2 separate regions of the Homo sapiens genome follow, and region 2 is linked to region 1. The links are chromatin contacts, found by Hi-C or POLR2A ChIA-PET in ENCODE. All regions are on one chromosome and are shown on one strand. Each heading gives the region's core, a stretch centred on a gene start or an enhancer-like site at or near the end of the contact. The rest is flanking DNA. Distances are from core to core; before and after follow the strand shown.

Region 1 (5,177 bases), core at 1,874-4,373:
TAAATCTTTGTTATTTTCTAAATAAATTATCCCCTTGAACTTTCTACTCTAATTCCATCGATCTGTCTTTTCTTTTTAGTTTTATATTATTTAACACCATTTAACATCTGGTAGTACAAGTTCCCTTTGTTATTATTTTTCTAAGTTTTCTTGGTTATTATTGGGCTAGATGATATCTTAAAGTCACTAAGATTCTTTGAGAGTTATTGTGAAAATGCACCCAAATAAATCCATTTAGTCCCTTCTTTTCAAACTCAAGTATTCCTTATTATTCCAGATATAGTCAGTCTTTAAAAAAATGCCTAAAATCATTGCTCGATACTTTATTAAGTGCTTCAAATCAATCTGTATATATGCATATGGTATATATGTAGTGTATGTGTTTTGTGTGCATGTGTCAGTGTGATGTGTGCTTATATATATGCATAGGATGCATATATAATGTGTGGGGTGTGTTTGTATATGTATGTGAGGTGTGTATGTAGTGTGTTTATGTATGTGTATATGTGCATATGATGTGACTGTGTGTGTACATGGGATATGTTGAGGTATGTGTATGTATGTGTGCAGAGTGTATGATTGTTATCGTGTGTGGTATGATAATGTATGTGTGGAGTGTGTGTGCACATGTGTGAGGTGGAAGAACCCCAGGGGGTGCTAGAATGCTCAGGACATGTGAGAAAGCCAGGCTTGGTCCAACTCTCCTGCCTTCTTGGGGAAAGCAGGGCCATGATCATGAGCCTTTCTGGATGTTGCTTTTGGACAGCAGTGTGGGTTAATAGGGCCAGTCTCTCCTGAAGTGCCCTGCCCAAGCTCCCACTCACCTCTCTCCTCCATCTCTTGAGGAAAGGGTGACCGACCTGTCCTTTTAGGAAAAGGAAGCTTCCAGCACGCTACTGAGTAAAGGAGCCTTACTGGTGGTGGTGAAGGTGATACCATCAGAGGGGCCAGCTCAGGATCAGGCTGGCCTTGCAATCTTCCAACTGAATATGTTAGCTGCAGAGTGGGGCAGGAGTCAGGAGGGGACCTACAAAGCAGTAGAATCTTTGTTCCCATTACCGGGTGTAAGTGCCCAGTGTGGGCCTCGGTCTTTTCTCTCCTAGGTCACATTCAGACAGCACACCTTTGCCCAATTTTCTTTCTGGATCTCACCGTCCTGAGTGTTGTACCTGCAGGTTGCTCACAGCCTCTGGAGCCCAAGATAGTCTCCCCTTTGGGAGGAGGCTCTACAGTGGTCCCTGGCGAAGTTGTGAAGAGGTGACTATCATCTCAGGCACATCACCTTCCCTTTTCCCTGTGGGCCTTCCTTTGCTGTTTCCTGAACACCATGCTTTCTAGTTCCTACTGGGAGTGAACACACCTTGCATGGAGCATCTTCAGGCCATGGCTAACTCATGCTCCCATCTTGCTCCTGCAGGTCTGCCACGTCTCTGTGCTCAGTGTCCTCTCTACATCCTGTGGCTTGAGCCTGAGCTTGCCCATATTCCCTGGCTGGATGGAGTGGCTAAGCCCTGATATCGCTCTGCCCAGAAGAGATGAGTGGACTCAAACTTCTCCAGCCAGGAAGAGGATCACGCATGCCAAAGTCCAGGGTGCAGGTAAGTCCATCTGTCACTGGCTTGAGGCTAGGAGAGTGGACCTGCTCTTGTTAAAGGCAGTGTTCACCATGTGTGTGTGTAACCGGGGTTGGAGGGGGAGAGTGGGGTGGGGTGGGGGGGTGCAGTAAAGAGCAGGGCAGGACTTCACGAAGTGCCAGGATTCAAACAATCCTACGGCATTTATGTGATTTATCACCAGTTTGCTGATTCAGGGCTCCTTCTGCAGTTTCTGCTCCTCGCTGGTGGCCACCTGACCCTGTGGCGTTTGCTCCTTCCACCTGCTGTTGGCCATGGGGCAGATGTGGAGGCCAAGGAAGAATAGGACAATGGCGTTTGGGGCAGACAGGCCTGGGTTCAAATTTCAGCTCTGCCTATTCCTAGCTCTGCAAACCTTGGGCATGTCACCTGTCTTCTCTGCCTGAGGTTCAGATTTCTTCCTGGTAAATTGGGGCTAATACTTATTAGACTTACCGTGAAGATTAACTGAGATGATGTGTGTAAATTGCCCAGCTCAGCTCAGCCTCTGGCATCTGGTACTCAACACATAACTCTTCTCTCCACTTTCTGTCTTGCATCTCCCCATCTTGTTTTTGAGTGGATCACTGAACCACAAATATCCACTTGGCGATGAAGTCTGGGGAACAGGGACAAATACCAACACTTCCCATTTTTAGATTTACACGAGACTAACAGCTTTCCTTCCCACAGTGGCAACAGAGATTTGCAGAGCAGATGTCTTGGTGTGAAACTGCTACGAGGAGGTGTCCTGTAAATGTTTGCTGACAAAGCAGCAAAGCAGGGTTTGACCTTCCAGCTCTGCCTCCCCGCACCAGGCTGGGGGATTCACCCACCCCACTCCGTTTCCTGTGCGTTCCTCTTTCTCAGAGGCTGTGGGCCTGTCCTGCTGTCCGATGGCATCAGGCTGTGGGACGGGGGGCCATCAGGTTGGTTGGAGCAAGCTGCTCCCATCCGGACCTGTGTCAGGCAGCACTTGTTCAAGAGGAGGCTCAAGAGAGTGATCCAGGATGCAGGGTTTGGGAAGAGGATGCAGCATGGTGGGGGGCGACCTGTCCAAGCGCAGAGAACACTTTTCCAAACCTCACTGCCCTGGGCCATCGGGTGCTCCTTTGCCTTTGCTTGGATCTAATGATTATAGGCCTGAGCTTCAAAGCAGGTTATAAACCCGACTAATTGCTGGTCTAGGAGAGCTGGACGAGGAGGCCAAGCCTGCCCAGAGTGGGCACCCCGGACTGGGCCTTCTCGTGGGACTGGCATTTCCAACCGGGAGCGCGGTGCTGGGGCCGGGATACCCGGGGTGGCCGCACCGTCCTGCTGGCTCCTTGGGTGGCTGCCGTCGCTGCTCAGCGCGGGTCGGCGGCGCCGCCTCCCCCACCCCGGCCCAGCTCTGCTCCGGCAGGTGGAACTCTCCCCATTCAAACCCGCGCGGGCCAATCAGGGCCGGGCGCGCCCTGGCCGTTCCAACGCTTGGGGCAGCCCTACCTCCCGCTCGCGCTCCTCCCGCCCTGGAGACTCCGGTTACTGGGGAGCAACACAGCCGCCTCGGGTTGCAGACGCTCCTGTCCGGGTCGCAGTGGGACGCCATGGAGCGCTCCCTGCACCGCGTCTCCCTCGGGAGCCGGCGTGCCCACCCGGACTTGTCCTTCTACCTCACCACCTTTGGTAAGTGCCCGCTGGGGCTGGCGGCAGGGGCTGCTTCACCCTGCTCCCAGCGCCCAGAAACGCAGCCCCTCGTGGTGACAGGGGAGGCTGGGAGCAGGTGCTCTTTCTATCTAGGGGCACCTTCTCTGGCCCCTTTCTCCTGTGACTGCCCAGGAGGGGCTCAGGGCACAGGCTCAGTCCAAGCAAGCTGCTGGACACCACCTGCTGCCCGGCCATGAGTGCCAACTGCGGTTGGTTCTGCCTCACTTGGCTGGAATAATCACGCTCTGGTTAATCTTTCAGAGACCTGGGTTGTCACCACGGAGTTTCTCATTAGCAAGCAGCTCAGGTTAAATCAAGGTCTTGTTATAGCAACTGGAGATCTCATTCACCCACTTTCCTTTGGCTCAGGGAGCGGACAGGTGCTGGGCCCTTTGGCCCTGCTGCCTTGTGGGGAGGCTGCAATTTGACTTTGTTGGGTATCTGAGCCACAGTGGAGATGGGAGAATTCTCTCCTCCAAGAAAGAACAATCCCTTAGGAGGGTCCCAGGGCTGCCTCAGGGTTTGAGGTGGAAAGAAGTGAACAGTAGGCTTCACTCCCAAGCCCCTAAGTAGCAGACTGAGTTCCCCCAAATAACAGCTGGGCGGCAGCTGCCCAAAGGTCTGGGCAAACCTGGCCTTCCTGGTAGCCATAGTAAAGGTAACAACCCTACCCTTGAGGGTAACCCTTCATTTCCTCACTGGTCCTGCAACTCTCTGTGGAGAGGGGTTATTTTTCCTCTGTGAAGACTTGAAACCAAGAGATCTTCCATGAGCCAGTGGCAGAGTTCGTAGCTGAGCTCAAGCTTTCCAGAGATGACCTGTCCAGCGCATTTTTGTTTGAACTTGCATACAATTTCCTTCTAAAGGTTGGGGCTGTTACTGAAACATTACTGGACATTGCCCAGCTTTCAAAGACAGAGTGCCCAAGGAGTTTGGTCCCTCCCTGGGGTTCCTGGCTCTTCTGTTTTCAGGCTTACTCCTGCTCAACATATTTGGTTTTCCACAACCTGCTTTTTTTCCTTAGGGGTAGAGGGAATGATGGAAGAGCAGTGGCTTGGCCTCTGAAATTGCCTGACGTCTGGCAGCAGGAATTCACTGGTCTAGTTGGTGGACGATAAAGGGCAATTAACTAGCCATCATTTGTTGAGAACTTACCATTGCCATTCCTTATGCCAAGTGTTTTACCTGCATTATCTCACTTAATGCCCCAGCGTAGGAGGCAATTCCTGCTAACCCCATTGGGATGCAGGGCTCTGTGAGACAAGGGTGGTTTCCAGGATGATCTGTATTGGCTGGGGTAGGAGTGATCAGGAAAGGGTGTCAGGGAGCTGTGAGGCCCTCTTACCTTAGCTGTGTCCTGATTAAAAAGTAAAAATATGTTTGCTTTTTTCCTCCTTATTATCATGGTTACATGTGTTTACTGCTGAAAACTTAGTGAAAAGAAGAAAGTGAAAATCACTTGTAATCTGACTTCCCAGGGAGACCACTGTTAACTTTCTGATTTATATCCTCCCAGGCTTATTTCCACACCTATTTCTGTGTGTGTGTGTGTGTGTGTGTGTGTGTGTGTGTGTGTGTGCCTGTGTGTATTTAGGGGTCAAATTTCAACACAATTGAGATCAAGTTTGTATGGACAATTTTGTAACCCATATGTTTTCCTTAGTGGCCTGATGTGAATATTTCCTTGCATTGGTCCATGTTCTTCTATTAGATTAATCTGCCTGCCAGATCTGGGAAGCTGAGGAGGGTTCAGGCCCAGCAGGGAGTGGATCTTCCTGCCCAGCCATGGCCTCAGGGCTGAGTCTGATGGGTATCAGGGAAGGCTGCTGCTTGAACAAGTGACTGTGACCTGAGTGTGCAGGAGGCAGACAGGAGCCT
Region 2 (6,020 bases), core at 918-3,417, 340 kb after region 1:
AAAATATCTCATAATGTTTTAAGAAAGTTTATGAATTTGTGTTGGGCTGCATTCAGAGCCGTCCTGGGCCATGTGCAGCCTGTGGGCCGGGGGTTGGACAAGCTTGGCTTAAGTAATTTGCCCAAGGTCACAGGGCGAGTAAGATGGCAGAGATGGAATTTGAACCCCTTGGAGTAGGACACTACAACCAGCCTCTCAGCCACCACCCATTCCATCTCTATTTGTTTATTGCTTTGTGAAAGAAAACAGGTCTAAGCAAGGGTCTTGCCAGATCTAAGCAAGACAGTTTGGCTGTCTACATGGACCAAGTTAGCCTGGTTATTGTCACATCCCCCAAGCACTTCATAATGGTCATATAATATTTACTTATTTTTTTTTAGATGGAGTTTCACTCTTTTTGCCCAGGCTGGAGCGCAGTGGCATGATCTTGGCTCACTGCAGCCTCCACCTCCTGAGTAGTTGTGATTACAGGTATGTGCCACCACACCCAGCTAATTTTGTATTTTTAGTAGAGCTGGGATTTCACCATGTTGGTCAGGCTGGTCTCGAACTCCTGACTTCAGGTGATCCGCTGGCCTCAGCCTCCCAAAGTGCTGGGATTACACGCTTGAGCCACTGCTCCTAGCCACATCATTTCTCGAAATCAGTCCTCTACCTAGGTCTTCTGGAGTGCCCGAAGCAGCACTGATTAACCAGTAAGAAACGTGCTGCACCTGACAGTATTTCTTGGCGACATCCAAACAAGCTACCCCACCCCACTTCCCTCTGACCAGTCTAAGATGTGCATCTCCAATCCACTCTTTCAGCCTTTAGCCTGCTGGAGGTAAAGCCTGTGGCTAAATCCAGCCTGCTGGGGATTGCTACTTGTAATGGGCAGAAGGAGCACTGGATTGGGAATCTGGGCATCCATGTGAAAATCCTGTGTGTCCTTGAGTGAGTGGCTTAACCTCTCTGGCCCTCAATTTTCTCATATGTAAGATGGATTTAAGAATACTTGCTTTTCTCTCACGGTTGTTCTGAGGATTAAGAGAACTTGCCTGTCATGGGTGGATTTTGAACCATGGAAAGGATCATGCATTTAGGAGATACTCCGAAAACAGAGCCCTCTTCCAAGTGACGAGGTGTAATGAGAGAGAGTGACCAGTAGGTGGCAGTGCTTCAAAGCAGCCTGTGGGATCCCAGAAGGAACTTCCTATTAACCCTTCCTCATTAGGCGGATAGAACCTTAGCCCCCAACCCCCAGCACACCCCGGTAAAGGTCATCGTGAAGCTCAGATTGCAGAAGTGCCACTTCCAAGGTTCCACGACGACACAGTGGCAGAGGCAGGATCAGACTCTGGTTGGGGTGGTCTCTGCATGTCTCCCTTCATTCAACCCCTATTTATTAGGTTCCTAGGCGGCGCAGAGACTCACGTTAGACCTTCCTGTGAAGGGGGAAGGTCTGCTCCAGCCTGGGGGGTTTACAGGCCATTGGACCTCCACACCTAGAGTCCCCCATTGCTTCCTGGCCCTCACTCACGGGGATGAGCACTCACACAAAACTCAACCAAAGCTGGACACCTGCCAGCGGGAGGTAATGGGCAGCAGATGGATTAGCGACCAGGAGATCTAGTTCTAACCCGTTTCACCTCTAGCTTGCTCTGTGACGTTGGCCAAGGCCCTCATTAGTAGGTCATGAAATCAATTTAGTGGATGTTGAATTGGGGAGAAAAGGAATTTAAAAAATACTAGCATATCTCTCTGTATCTGCCACAGTACAGGTAAACATTTTTTTTAATTCTGCTTTTATGCACACACACACACCCTGATATAAAAGGCATTTCACCTTGTGCACCACAGTCTCATAGTTCTGGGAACAACGTGTGAGAGACTCAAATTCTGCATCCTGAGATCCAACGTCTCCTCTCCCCCATCTTCACATCTACAAGCCGACCCCAAGCTGCCCAGGAATCCCTATCTGGGTATATTCCTACAGTTCGCTGCTTCAGCAGTGGGAAAGTTCTTATAAGCTGATGATGCACAAGATACCATCTTATCCTCAGTGCAGTCACGCAGGGTAGATATTCCCCCATCTACAGATGAGAAAACTGAGTCTTAGGTCCCACAGCCAGCATGTGCTAGAGGCAGGACTTGCCTCTCAGGGTCAGCCTCACCCTGGGAAGTTGCTGACTCCACTGACTCCTGCTGCCTTGAACACACAGGGCCCAGAGGCCACTTCTCCTAGGAAAAGAAACAACCGCTTACGGGTGCTTCCATTTCTCTTATTCCAAGTCACTTTTATTTTCTCTCTCTCTTTCAAGTTTGATTGAATTTACACTTAATGAATCCAACTTTATCATTTAGGGGATGTTGGAGCAATAAGACTTGGCAAGGCATGAGTGATGATGCAATAAGTTCTGCTGGGAGCCGGGAGCCATCCTGCTCCCTCCCTTGAGTGATGGCTGTGTGACTCAGGCCCTAAGAAAGCCACCACACTCCCCGAAAGGAGCAAGACTAGGTGGAGATGGGGTCATGTTACTTAGGCCAAGGACTCAGAACAGGTCTTTTAGATTAGGATGGGTGGACAGGGGTGGGAAATGGAGGGTCAGCAAGATGGGAGAAGTAGAAGCCAAGGCTGCCAGTGAGCTGCTTGCTCTATGGCCTTGGGTAAAAAGTGACTTTACCTCTCTGATCCTCAGTTCCTCCATCTGTAAAATGGGGCAATGGCCCAAAGATGTTGTTTTGTAAATTGTAGAAGGAGGCTCATGCTCTTATCAGAATTTCAAAGGTGGAAGATTGACAGCAAAATAAGCTGCCTGGAAGTCCATGTCATTTCCCTTTACTGGCTGAATGATGATAAAGGACAGTTCCTCTATCCGAGCCCCGCACACGTGTAAGGCTGGTGCAAGTGCCTCTGGGCAGGACGGAGGGTAACATCTTTGATGAGGAAATAAAATGAAAAAATAAAAATTAAAGTGAGATTTTACTTTGGTTAATAAAAACGAGGCACGCACAGAAAAGAAGTGGCTGGGTGAATGTGCCCAAAATGTTCACATTCAGGGGCAGAATTTATTTTCCTCCTGATTTTTATCTGGATTTTCTAAACTTTTTTTTTAAAAGATGAAAACACACAGATGGGTGAATGAGCTATAAATGTAGCATTTAATGATGAAGTGGATATTTATGTAACTACCCTCATTGCCGTTCCTTAGAAGCCTCTCACTTGATCTTAGCCAAAAGGCCAAGAAGCGATCCTTAGAAGCCTCTCACCGAAACCTTTTCCACTCCCTGGAAGGCAGCTTTTTCCTATCATCTCTTTTTATTTTTCATGGTTTTACTACCTAAGTAGGCATCCCTAAAGAATAGTTTGAGTTTGCCTATTTTTGAAATGTATGTAAATGAAATCGTACTGGATGTATTTTGTGGGGGTGTGTATGTATCTTTAAAGTTAACATTACGGTTTTAAAATGCATTTTTGTTGCATGTGACTATAGTTGGTGCATTTTTTTTTTTTTTTGAGATAGAGTCTTGCTCTGTTGCCCAGGCTGGAGTACATGGCATGATCTCGGCTCACTGCAACCTCCACCTTCTGGGTTCAAGTGATTCTCCTGCCTCAGCCTCCTTTAGTAGCTGGGACTACAGGCATACGCCACCACACCTAATTTTTGTATTTTTAGTAGAGACGGGGTTTCACCATATTGACCAGGCTGGTGTCGAACTACTGACCTCAGGTGATCTGCCCACCTCAGCCTCCCAAGGTGGTGGGATTACAGGTGTGAGCCACCTCGCCTGGCCAGTTTGTGCATTTTTTGATGTTGTGTAGTAATACATTCTATGTCTATACCACAATGTATCTACCTGTTCTACTGTTGGTGGACATCTGGTTGTTTATGTGTAGTTTCTAATTTTTCTACAATGAACACATTATTACAGCTAAAGTGCCTGGCACATAGTAGGTGTTCAATTAAAATTTTTGAATAAATCCATGAAGAGCAACAAGCTTTGTTTGTTTTGTTTTGTTTTTAATTAAAGAAAAGTTTCAGTGGTACTAGAAAGGTTGAGACTGTGGACAAAGATAGCTCAAAGGGAGAATTTTCCAGATTTTCTGATTTTCCCTGGAGCTCAGAAGAGACACATTGGGTTAAAGCAGAAGATTGGTGGATGCCATCTCCATTACCTAAAAAAGCCTCAAGCATATTTGGGTGTCCCATTTAAAATAAGAGTAAAATAATATGGAAAATGAAGAAAAATTCCCACAGTCATAGTGTTACAGTGTGATTAGAGGAAATTAGCATTTACAGAAAGCATTGTAGCAAAGTAGGCAAAGCAATTAACTGGAGTCAGGGGAGCTAAGCTGAACTCCCAGCTCTTCCATAAACTGGCAGTGTGGCCTTGAGACAGTCATCCTAACATCTCAGAGCCTCAGTTTCCTCCTCTGTTGGATGGGGACTGATTCCTCAAGGAGCTGATCAAGTGAGATGATGTAAGTGACAGAGTTTTGTAAAGGTCTATACAAATACCAGGGTTTCGTATGAAACCATGGGGACGGAAAGCCAACCTTTTAGAAGGTCCATTTCCTGATACATAATTTTCTTACTGCAAGTGAAGCACTCTGCCTTAGACAAAGGAGATACAGAAACGTGGAGATGCCTCATTTTGTCTATAAAATGGGGGGACGAGACCAATCTGAAATAAAAGTGACTACTTTTGATTATTAGAAACCTGACTTAATTGAAGAGGTTGGGGGAAGGGGTGGGAAGTGGAGTGGCCCAGGTCACTGCCTGCTGCCCTGTTAGCTCCATAAGGGAAGGGACTTTGTCTGTGCAAGGCACATGGCAGGCACTCCATTTTGAAAGAAAGAATGAAAATAACAACGGTATTTTCAAAATCAGATTTAGGAGGAACCCTACCACACAGGCTGGAGCACAGTGGCACAATTGCGGCTCACTGCAACCTCTGCCTCTTGGGCTCGAGTGATTCTCCTGCCTCAGCCTCATGAGTAGCTGGAATTACAGGTGCGCGCCACCATGCATGGCTAACTTTTTGTATTTTTAGTAGAGACAACGTTTCACCATGTTGGCCAGGCTGGTCTCAAACTTCTGACCTCAGGTGATCCGCCCGCCTCGGCCTCCCAAAGTGCTGGGATTACAGGTGTGAGCCACTGTGCCTGGCCGCCCCCACCTTCCTTTTGCATCGTAGATCTCTTTGAAAAGTTAACAAAGTCTTTGAATCTTCATGAAACCTCACAGAGGTCCAGGAAGGCCTGGTTACAACCATGCATGAGAGCAGAGTTCCTAACCTTTTTTGTGCTATTGACCTCTGTGACAGTCTGCGGATGCCCGTATACCCCTTCTCAGAATAATGTTTTTAAATGGAAATAATACATATATATTTAAGTGCATATGTATTTTTGATTGAAATATTTTACATTGAAATGTAGTTTTCAATATTATTAAAACTATGTAAAATTGTAATTGATATGTTTCCTAATAGTGAATTAAACAAGCTCATCAGGCTCAGTGGCTTATTCCTCTAATCCCAGCACTTTGAGAGCCTGAGGCAGGAGGATCATTTGAGCCCAGGAGGTCGAGGCTGCAGTAAGCTGTGTTCGCGCAACTGCACTCCAGCCTGGCTGACACACCAAGACCCTGTCTCAAAAAAAATAAATAAAAATATAAGTAAATAAACAAGCTCTAGCAGTAGATCTAATGGCTAACATAATTTTGAAATAGCGATGAACTTAAATGATGTTTTGAAATATCTGTAACAACAGAATTGTGATAGGAAAGCACTAGCGATTTTTATTGGTGCACGCCACAGCATTGCTAATGTGACTGTTTTGTTGCCTACATTCAAAGTGAAAGAAAATGCTAAATTTCAGTTAGGAGATTAGTGAAAATTAAGAAAAATAAAGATGTCATTTTTGCCCACATCCAAGTTTGCAGACCCCCTAAATTCTAACTGTACAACTCAAGAGTCCCTGCAGGTTTTTGAAACTGTTCACTAATAATGAATTGGCCCATAATACAGCCACTGTGTCT

What was found. Hi-C counts contacts between places; a loop is a spot of excess contacts on that map. ChIA-PET counts read pairs that join two places held with the same protein, here RNA polymerase II (POLR2A).
Region 2: a loop to region 1 is called in a map with no recorded cell type, with 2.8 times the contacts of the local background. The contact joins the enhancer-like site here to the promoter of RGS3 in region 1. A Hi-C loop is called at or near these places in 1 of 37 single-sample maps with no recorded cell type. POLR2A ChIA-PET finds 5 or more read pairs at or near these places in 2 of 52 experiments (HCT116 and T-cell).

What each region holds. Positions count from the first base shown.
Region 1 is chr9:113,460,604-113,465,780 of GRCh38, forward strand. It overlaps RGS3 (regulator of G protein signaling 3), which reads left to right and starts at 3,124. Exons shown (of 23, transcript NM_001394167.1): 1 at 3,124-3,278. The coding sequence starts at 3,200. RefSeq lists enhancers at 2,027-2,981, 2,982-3,936.
Region 2 is chr9:113,806,419-113,812,438 of GRCh38, forward strand. No RefSeq gene overlaps it. Among named protein-coding and RNA genes, the nearest start is that of ZNF618, 67 kb to the right of the region's middle. Within about 2 kb of position 2,168, at least 3 of the 41 ENCODE cell types and tissues checked have a DNase peak (open chromatin) inside an H3K27ac peak, as active enhancers do.